Linked DNA regions of Homo sapiens: region 2 is linked to region 1. Evidence: chromatin loops called from intact Hi-C (ENCODE). Cell type or tissue: gastrocnemius medialis. All regions are shown on one strand. Links, peaks and the distances in the headings refer to the core of each region. The heading gives the core; the rest is flanking DNA.

Region 1 (5,392 bases), core at 157-5,156:
ATGGTGGTAGATAGAAACCATCATCCATTTTATTTTGGCAATCATCAGTCTCTCTTGCATTACCACTATTATATCCTAGTTTAGGTTCTTATTAATACTTGGACTGTCAGCTGTCAACTGTGCCTAATACTGTGGTAAGTTCTGGGGATACATCAGAGCAGAAGATAGAGGTTTGCCCTTAGAGAAATTAGTCTGCTGATAATAGCAAGTACTTATATGGAACTTTCTGAGTAGTAGTCACTTTTATAAGCTTTTGCTGTATAATTCCTTTTATAAGCCCATGCTATAAGCTCTTGTAAACTCATAATCCTCACAATAACCTTATCAAGTAGGAATTAGTATATCCTTTGTACAGATGAGGAAACTGAGGCACAGAAAGAGATTATGTAACATGTCCAGAGTTACACAGCTAGTGAGTGACAGCACTAGGATTTGAACCTGGGTAGTCTAGCTCCAAAACCTATGCTTTTAACCACTCTTCTGCATTGCCAAAGCAGAAAGAATTTAAAGGAATAAGACATATTTACATTGTCCTCAGAATATCTTTTTTGACTGTCACAGCATTGGAACTGTAATATATTCTCTCCATTCATTTCTGTGTTCATTATTTTGTAAGAATTATAGTGGCTCCATATGTAAGTTAGAGTGCTAGGCCTTGTTCGGCAGACAAAAAGAATCAACAGTCAGGAGCCCGGCCAAAAGAGTGCAGAGTCTTTAAGAGGGAAAGTGAGAGCTATTCAGAAATGCAAAGTAGAAGTCAGTATGAGTTAACAAAAGTAAACTAGATAGAAGTTCACTAGTAGAAAAAGTATTCATGAGTCAAGAAGGCTTACTAGAAGTGTGGAATTATAATTGGATTTTAAATAATGTTATATTTAAATATGTGAATGTTATATTTAAATATATGGGATCTAGTGGGAGAGAAATAGAGGTCAAAAAAATATTAGCTATGTTATGGGAGTAGGGAGAAGGTTAGTTTAGCTGAAAGGGAGGCATGTGAGAAGAGAAATTGTGAGAAATAATGTTTGGACCCTTAATGCCAAACTAGGAGGTTGAACTTAATTTATGGTCAGTGAAGACCCCTTGAAGAATGAAGTGACAATTTTGGTTCCTGTGCAGAATACATTGCTTGGAGTAGGGGGATATTGGCATTGCAGACATGAGTTTTGATTTTTGCAGGGAGAGGTTAAGACTCAGGAATATAGTACTCTACACTTTATAAGGAAGGAGTTCCAGTTGTAGCTTTGGATTAAGAGATTGGAGCAAAGGAAAAAATAAAGTACATACATTTAATGTAAAAAGGCGTATTTGTGGTTATATACTTATTCTATAGTACTTTTAGTATCTTTTAACCAAACTTATTCCTTGAGCTTGCTGGGGGAAGGCCTTGTGTTGGATACTAAACTGACTTTTTTTTGACTATCCAGGGCCACCCAGTGCTCCTGCAGAAGATCGTTCAGGAACACCCGACAGCATTGCTTCCTCCTCCTCAGCAGCTCACCCACCAGGCGTTCAGCCACAGCAGCCACCATATACAGGAGCTCAGACTCAAGCAGGTCAGATTGAAGGTAAAATAGAGTTTAGAACACATGTTTGGGAAAGTACATGTGTAGAAGTGTTTATTACAGCATTGTTGTAAACACTTCATGTATTTAGTCATGCCTTAAACACAGGAAAAATTTTGATTTACTGACATGATTTGATGTTAAAAAACCAAATAGAACAATATGTCAGGTATGTTTCCAATTATTGGAATGAAAAAAATACCTCAAAAAAGTGTTTCTATGAATATAGATACAGAGTGAAAGACCAGTCATTAGTCAGTGGTGACCCTTGGAGGGGAGGATAGTGAAGTTCAGACTGGTGATTTCACACTTTATTTTGTGTTATAGATGCTATTTTATCTCCCTCCTTTCTTCAACATCTGTGCATGATTTTTCTAATTTAAAAAAGATTTCTGAATAGAGGTAAAGGATAACTTTAGTTGTAGTGGGTTTTTTTTGTTAAGATTAGTAGCCTTTTATAATTTTGTAAATTTAGCAATATGTCTTTAATGGAAAAAAAGCAGTGTATTTTAAGTCAGACTTTTTCTTCTGAAATAATCTGTCCTTGGATATGCAGTTTAGTCTCTCTGGGTTTTGATATTCTTTCACTGTAAAATGTGAAAACTGGACTGAACCCAGTGGTTTCAAAAGAATGTCTTTAGTTCTGAATGAAATATAACCTGAAAGCTCCATATTTAAAATAGGGGATTGAAGGGCAACAGACTTCACACAGCAGGCACTAAGGTGCCTCATTGAAAACCTTGGAGTTCTGCAGAATGTGACTAAGTACTTAACTAATCTCTAGGGTGCCTTCCAGATAATGAAGTGTGATTTTTGTATTGTCTATGTGTGTTGGGACCTTTAAAGCCGCATTCCACTTCAAAACAAACACCAGGTGGTGCTCTAACTATTTGTTTAACGGGTCAGATAGTGGTATAATGTATTTCCAGCCCCAGAAGCAAGTGATTAAGGTTATCAATTACATTAAAACAAAAACAAAACATAGGCTAAAATGAACTGACCACTTTTGGAATAGAATCCTATCATCCTGTGGTGATACTTTCAGAGTTACCTGGCTAGGTGTGGTGCCTCACGCCTATAATCCCAGCACTTTGGGAGGCCGAGCCAGGAGGATCACTTGAGCCCAGGAGTTTGAGACTAGGCTGGGTGACATAGTGAGACCCTGTCCCTACAAAATAAAAAAAGATTTAAAAAAATTAGCCAGGTGCTATGGCATGTGCCTATAGTTCCAGCTACTTGGGAAGCTGAAGTGGGAGGATTGTTTGCATTGTTGAATTGAAGTGGGTGGTCTAGGCTGCAGTGAGCTGTATCACTCCACTGCACTCCAGCCTGGGCAACAGAACGAGACCCTGTCTCAAAAACAAACAAAGCCAAAAAAAAAAAAATCCACAGAGTTGTCTGTTGGATGAACACCAGTCATTATGGACTAGCAGGTGACATTTTGCTGATGAATCAGTGGTTTGCGAAGAATTTCTTATTGCTTAAGCCTTTTCTCAACCAACTTTAATTAACTCCTCCTCTGCACCAAAATGCTACTGCCAAAACTAGAACAAACTAGAACTAAAGCAGATGTCAGCTGAAATGGACAAAAGCAGAGTATAGGTATGATGAGAGTTTAATGCCTACATCAAGCGAACTAAAGATTTGTTTTTAAATAAATCCCATTTTAAGCAGTGTATACTGTGATACAATGACAGTTGGAAGGATCATTGTACCAAATAATGTTTGCTGTTTATGTATAAATAAATGGGAATTAAGGCGCTACTAGCAATATCTAAACATTCTATGAAGTGTTTAATTGAGCATTTTCAAATAAGTAAAATTTTAAAAATGCGAAAGGACATACAGTGAAAATTCTCTCTCCCACCTCTGTCCACAGCAACCAAATTCCTTTTTTCAGAGGTAGCAGATTAACACTGTTTATATGCATTTAATTTTTAGAGTAGTATTGTATGCCTTGCTGCAATTAACTGTTAGCTTACATTAAAACATACAGTATGAAAATTGTACAATTAATATGTGACATCATTTAAACTATTAATAACTGATCTAATTCTAGATCAGTGCTGTCCAAAAGAATTACGATAGAAGCCACATGTAGTTTTTCTATTTAGCAGCATTAGAAAAATGTTTAAGAAAAGGTAAAATTAATTTTATTTAGCCTAATGTATCCAACGTGTACTCACTATTAAAAAGTTAATTTTTTTGGTACTGTGTATTGGAAGTCTGGGATTTGACACTGATTTGGAACACTTCAAACAACAAACAACATATCACATTTCAAACAAGCCACATTTCAGGTGCTCAATAGCCACATGTAGCTAGTGATTATTTTAAGAGCACAGCTTTAGATAAATATAGTCGTTATTTATAGATTCCCAGCATGAATTATAGGCTACTTTTACTTTTTGTTGTATAATGAGTCTTTGACATTGTCAGTTATTTAGATCAACTACTGGTTATAATTTGAGCAGAATTACCAACATAAAATGTATTACTTATAATTTGTTAACATAGCAATCTCTTACAATGTGTTAATAGTCCATACTAAAATTAAGAATTCTGAGTTGTTACTTAACTCCCATAAAAGGGACTTTGGAACTGTGAATTTTATTCCAAATAAATGTAGTCTTAATATGTTTTTCAGTTAAAAGGATCAACAAGATATTGAGCATCATTAAAAAAAAACCAAAAGGGATAATGTTACTCTTTTTCATATAAAGCCAGTGCCTGTTACAGGAAGACTATGTGATGTTGCCAGAAATGTAACTGGTAAGGAGAAGAACGCTAAAAATCATCAGAGATCGGGAGATATTGCTGTTTGACAGCCTAAAAAAATGAAAAAGCATATAATTAAAATCTTTAAAATCATATGCCAATATAATGAAAAGCTGAGTAGCCTTTATTATGTAAATATTGAAACATACATAGAATAATCAACTCTTCATGTAGTCATGTGGCTTCAACACTTACCAATATTTTGGCATTCTTTTTTCATCATTTTTTCCCCACTGCACCCCTTTTAATTTGCTGGAGTAGTTTAAATCAAATTATGAACAGCTTATTATACTCAGGTATTTCAGTATATATGTCCAACTGATAATCTTCTTTTTAATATAACCACCATGCTGTTACTTAACAGTGATTCTTTTTATTTTTAATTGTGACAGGGTGTCACTCTGTTGCCCAGGTTGGAGTGTACTGGCTTGATTACAGCTCACCTGCAACCTCAACAGTGATTCTTAATGTCAACGTGTGCTAGTCTGTGTTTGAATTTCCCTAATTGTTTCAAGATTCGTTTGTTAAATTGACTTGTTCAAATGAGGGGCCTAACAAGGTTCACACTTTGCATTGTTAATGTGTCTTGAGTCGTTTTTTCTAATAGCCATTAGAAAAAACTTACATGTTTCTAAAATCCCTTACATGTTTCTAAAATCAAAACTATGTGTATTATTTATTACTGTGTAACTATTATCCCAAAACATAGATACTTAGACAACAAAAGTTAATTATCTCATACAGTTTTAGACAGATATCCCGGAATGGTTTAGCTGGGTGATTTTGGCTCAGCATCTCTCATGAGGTTGCAGTTAAAAATGGCTGCTGGGGTTATAGTCATCTGAAGCTTAACCAGAGCTGGAGGATTCAGTTCTTTACCATTTGGACTTCTCCATGGGGCTGCTTGGGTGACCTCATGACATGACAGCTTCACCAGAATGAGTAATCAGAAGAGAGTGAGGTAGAAGATAACCTTTTATAGCCTGTCCTCAGAAATGTCACTGTCATTTCTGCAATATTTTCTTGGTATACAGGTCAGCCCTATTCAG
Region 2 (5,392 bases), core at 247-5,246, 59 kb after region 1:
TTTAGCTTTTTGGTTCATTTTCAACCAAGAGGCAGGCAAACTGGAGTTTCCCACACAGCACATTTGTGTTGAACTCCTTGAAAGCATGTTCAGCTCATCCCAGTGGACCTTTCCAACTTACCCATCCTTGTTTCTCCAGGCAACTACCTGCTTATCAGTTTAGTCTAACTGTCATTCCTTGCCCTGTGCCTCTTTCCCATCTGTCCGTAACTTCAAAGAACCATTTGCATCTTTGACTGGTCAACTTTCATTCCAACTTGAAGACCCAGTGTAAATGACCCTAATCTGAGAGGCCTTTCCTTATTTCTCCAGGTAGTTTGTTTGTTCAACATGTTGCTCTTTTCTCTATCACACTCATTGTAATTAGTATAACATTGATGTTAATCCTAGGCACCCTGTCGGCTGAGTGTGTAGATTCTAATCCTGGCTCTGACACCAGCTGTTTCACCTTGGCCAAACTTTTAAACCCTCTACGCCTCAATTTTCTAATCTGTAAAATGGAACAAGTAATAGAACTTACTTCACAGAGTTACATGGTTTACATTTTAAAAAGGCATGTAGTGTATTGGGTGGCACAGAGGCTGCAGTATTATAACCAAGTCCTGTCTTCATATTAGAGGGTGAGCCCTCTAGTGTAAGGACTCCTCTTTAAAAGTTTCTTGTTAGAACTGCATCACCTAACAGTGCACCCAGTAAAGGCTTAATAAATACTAGATAAGTAATTTTTCTTCCCAAATGCAGTTTAAAATACAGAAAAAGCAACAAAAAAGAACAGCATTGATTTAGGAACATTTTTCTTTTTAGAATACTTAAAATTCTTAAGTATTCTAAATCACACTTAATCACCAGAGCCAATTTAACACATCTTAGATGTGTTAAAACATTCTCATTTTATATTGAAAATCAGCATAAATATTAGGACAAATACACAGTTAATGTAAAAGTATTGAGTGAAATGGATTTTTAAATAACCTATTATTTAGAAAAAATCTGTGAACATAATGTATTATGGTTACTTTAAGGGAAATTCCTAAAAGGCAAGCTCTCTTTGAACAAATATTAAAACGAAATTTACCCAGAGTGGTCTGTAGTTCCTCTTGACTAGGACTTGGGGAAATCATGGGTATAAAAGGGATGCCTCGTGTCTCTAGAGGAGCTGCAAAAAGAAAAGGACCAAGGTTGTAAATTTTTAGATTCAAAGCCAGCACCAGACCAGATTGGTATTACATGAAATTCCTTCATTTGAAGTAGAAAAAGGAAAGAAGAAAGTTAAGTGTGCACACGACTTTCAGAAAAATGACTGCGGAATATTAGAAAAATGGTTCTCAACTGTTTTTCCACCAGGACACATACTACATGACATTCTGTTCTTGAACCAATCCATCAGAATGGCTGGTTGAGATGGGGTGTGGGTTAGACACAGTCCTGGACTATTGGCTGTAGCTCTGTCCCTCTCTCCCCCGTTCAAGAGAGCATGCATGATTACCAAATGAGTGAGAATATCATCATTGTTGGTATCATCTCCTTGAGTCTGCTTGAGTAGACTCAAGTAACAAATCACTGGGAATTTTCAGTATTTTGACCAATATTGATAATTACTTGCAGTATCTTTCAAACTTACCACATACTAGTATGTTACATTACAGCTGAGAACCACTAAACCAATGGAAATTGTTAAATGGGCACCATTAGTAAACATACTGGACTCATTTTGAAACATGGAGATAGATGAAGTAAATGAAGATGTATTCAGTAATGTCTTAAGGTGGTCTTCAAAGCAAACCCATTACAACACTGAAATAATTGCTTTTCTGTTTTGGAAAGAGTAATAATAATGAGAATGAAATGATGAATGGATTGAGAAGAAATGATGTTTCAACAGGATCATTTGAGAAAGGCCTGCAATCTTGATGGTAGCAAAGAAAACAGAGTTGGTCAATATGGGAAAACCATTACCTATTGTTGTCTTTGGTGGCTCAAATCTAAAGGTAACAGGCTGCAGAACTATGCCAAAAGCAAGCCAAAGGAACATATTTATGAGAATTACTACCTGGCAAAGTCAAAATAGTTTCCTTATTTTTTAGATGCATTGATTTAATAATTTAAATGTTCTCTAAGAATTGTAATAAATAAGAGAAAATTCTTCACATTAGATGCCAATCAGAGAACTTAGTTTAACTAAAACTTTGAAGTTCTCATTCACTGTCACTTTGGGGAAAATTTCGAGTAGGCACCCACTTTTTTTTACTTAAAAGTACATCCATAGTTGTAATGTAGCTACATTTACATTTTGAAAGGATATAAGCGTTGGCTTAGTTAACAATGATATTTATAATTTTAGCGTGATCTACTCAATGAACCTATATACTATTCCCTCACTTCACCAAGGAAAAATATTTCAACCAGATGATTCAATTTACCCACAAGAAATATGCATTTTATACCCATATTTTTTCTCTAAATTTCTTCCATATCACAACCATTAAAAATATATTTACTTCAAGAATTTTTTTTTTTGAAAAATATACTTCTTAGCCAGAAGGATGAAATAATTAATTTACCAGGTTCGCTCTGAGAGACCTCAGGGTATGGTTTATGAGGAAGGAGCACATCTTTTGGAGCTGAAAGAAAAAGATTATAAAACACTGCATACTCTAAATAACCCAACTGGAGTGAGCTTAACCCACAGATATAAAAATCCCAGAAAGCATGAATGAAGCAAAAGTATTTTTACAATGGTTAATGACCAAAGTTGAGAAGATGCCTGTTTTCTTCAAAATGGAAAAATGTTACCGTGCAGGGAAGGTTCTGGTGGCAGTGAAACAGAAACGAAGTCAGTCACAGTTCATTTTGAAGTCTTCCTTGAGGAAGAGGAGGAGATAGCTAACATAATTAAACAATGAGGTAGAGCTCCCTCAAGTGGCTTTCAAAATAGAAAGTCAGTTTTTGCACAAAGTGGTTAGCTGCTGTTTGATATTCATGCTTAAAGTCCACTAACAGCAACAAAAAATATGTATCTTAGATAAAGTACAAAAGTGGCTACAAATTGGGGGAAACAATAAGAAATGGAAAAATCTTGAATATGTAAGAAGATAACACAGTCTTATTCTAAATGGCACTTACCGTTGCTGGGGGGAGAAAATGAAGCAAAAGGAATCAGCTAGTCATTAGAAGATACCACATGTAAAGTTAATGATAGTGCTTGTTACTTAGTAAATGATAGCTGTTGCCATTTTTGTCTTCTTTAGTGATGTGGCTTCCAGTATATTAGGTGTCAAGCATGCTTGACATAAGCATATGAAAACAAGACAAAAATGTCAGCTGAACAATAGGCCTACTCGTATATGCAGTGCCTGAAATCCAGTATATTTTTTAATGTTTGTGTTCTATTTTAGCAAAATTAAACAGTAGATTGGAAACTTGGTACCGTATTTCTCAGTGGGGAAAATATTAGGGTGATTTGTCTATTTGTTAGTACCAGATTTCTGCAACAAAATCTCATTCCACAAATAGTGTAAAGTACTTCAACTCAGTTTCCCCACAAACCTACCCAGGCCTACTCTCTCAATGAAAGGTTTTCCTACCACACTAAACCTTTCATACACACCAGTGTCTTTTTGTCAGGCAATGTAATTTCCTTGCATCTTATATAATGCTGGAAAAAAAATTATGATTCAGGCTAGAACTCTGCCTCAGAAGAAAGATGAAGAAACTGTTTTTTTTTTTTTTTTTTATTATGAGGTGGCCAAGCACCACTTTACCATTAGTGGAGAAATAGGTTATATAAAATGAACAATCTCTTTTTATTGTTTTTGGGAATCATGTTTAACTTGCATGCCACATCTGTTCTTAGACTAGGCTGCTAAGTATTAGTGAAATTACAATTGTGAAAACTGGTACACTGAACAGAAACTTGACTCAGAACTTTTATGAGCTAAAAGGTAACATCCAAGGGAATTTGAAAATATGGATTGTTTTCTTAAAGAAAAAAGGAAACTTTAAAAAGATTAGTGGTTGATAAGGTAGAGAAAGCCCACCACAATAGTGAACATTTTGCTTTTGCATGTGGTTTTTTTTGGGATTCAAATAGTAACATATGAGAAATTTCCAGCTGTAAATGAAACAAAATGTTTATCTTGAGGCTGAAGAAGGCACTTTGATTTAGCTCTGTGAAGGCCATGAACATTCAAAGCAGCCTTTAGTTTATAAATACTCTAATTAGTTACAGTACTACACCAAACAAAAAGGAGCTGGGATTAAGGAAAGGAGAAGCTGAGAAGAGATGTGGTACTAATAAATCCACCATACTGTAAATACATTATTCACTGCTGCTCTAGTTTACTGAGGAATTTAGGCTGGGGTAATGTGGATTCCAGCTGCTAAAATTGGCACTTTTCTTTTTAACCGTGAAGTGATGATTTAATAAACTGTCATAGCAGACTTCCTAAGCAGGTGAAATCAGTGGAAAGGAAAGAAATAGAAATATTTACAGGAAAGTAATATGAATCATTCTCCTACTTGGTCAACTACAGCTCCAAGAAATTCAAGTTGTTTTTTCTTTTTTTCCTATGTGGCATTCCTCTGTATGTTAAATTGAACAAGAGCACGGTCCCTAAAACGTACATCTTTCATGCTGGGAGAAACTCATCAATGAAAATAATGATGACAATTTTCTGAGAAAGCAGTTTTGATTTCTTTATAATAATATTTACTATTATTATAATTTTAGATTTAATTATATTAACCAACTTATACCATTTATACTAACCAATCTGTCTTTTTGAATAAAGTGTGCCACTCCAAAGAAAAGCCAACACAAGTAGGAATGCACAATGTCTGTCATAGATAAACGTAAATGAATGTGCATGAATGTTTTGATAGAGTTAGAAAATAATTAATGTGTTTGCTTTTGATAAAATTAGAATATGAAGTCTGCAATAAGGTTTACCCTGGCAATAGGCTACAAAGAGACTGATTCTCTTAAAAAAGTAAGACATATAGACTACATACCATATTCTATTCCTTTAATCTATACTCTCTATTCCTTTATTCTAACCTTGTACCATTAGGTCCAGTCTGAGTCTGAGAGGAAGCCCCGTTGGAGGCTACCTGCTGGCTTTCCCTGTGCTCTTGGGCCACCCTCCCTTCTATCTCATTTGAGGCCTTTTACTTTCCATTATTTCTGTTATATTTTTCTCTATTTGTCCATGTTTTCATTTCTCCATGTTACTTCCCCTCTACCTACAAAACAGCTCGAATGCTCTAATATCTTTAAAAAAAATCATTTCCTTGACATGGCTTCTCCTTCAAACAATCCCTCTCTCTTGCTCTCATTCCTTTAATAAAAAAACTATATATCTGCCTTGGCTTCCTCACCTTTTAGATGTATTTT

Evidence for each region. Hi-C counts contacts between places; a loop is a spot of excess contacts. Peaks named below come from ENCODE experiments on the same cell type or tissue, not always from the same donor. Only the 100,000 strongest peaks of a DNase experiment are listed, where the experiment ranks them.
Region 2: a loop joins it to region 1, with 13 times the contacts of the local background. A loop is called at or near these places in 8 of 110 quality-filtered maps.

The regions. Positions count from the first base shown.
Region 1 is chr3:100,735,149-100,740,540 of GRCh38, forward strand. TFG (trafficking from ER to golgi regulator) reads left to right here. Exons shown (of 8, transcript NM_006070.6): 6 at 1,428-1,568. Among named protein-coding and RNA genes, the nearest start is that of TFG, 28 kb to the left of the region's middle. RefSeq lists an enhancer at 2,059-2,936. In gastrocnemius medialis, for the core only: a CTCF peak has its summit at 2,456 (motif pointing right); no DNase peak of the experiment used is centred there; H3K27ac peaks cover 2,716 bases.
Region 2 is chr3:100,793,848-100,799,239 of GRCh38, forward strand. ABI3BP (ABI family member 3 binding protein) reads right to left here. Exons shown (of 68, transcript NM_001375547.2): 52 at 2,562-2,621; 53 at 1,957-2,004; 54 at 1,076-1,156. It overlaps LOC124906260 (a long non-coding RNA gene), which reads left to right. Exons shown (of 2, transcript XR_007095986.1): 2 at 1-5,392. Among named protein-coding and RNA genes, the nearest start is that of TFG, 87 kb to the left of the region's middle. RefSeq lists an enhancer at 2,280-2,449 and a silencer at 4,258-4,552. In gastrocnemius medialis, for the core only: a CTCF peak has its summit at 2,936 (motif pointing left); no DNase peak of the experiment used is centred there.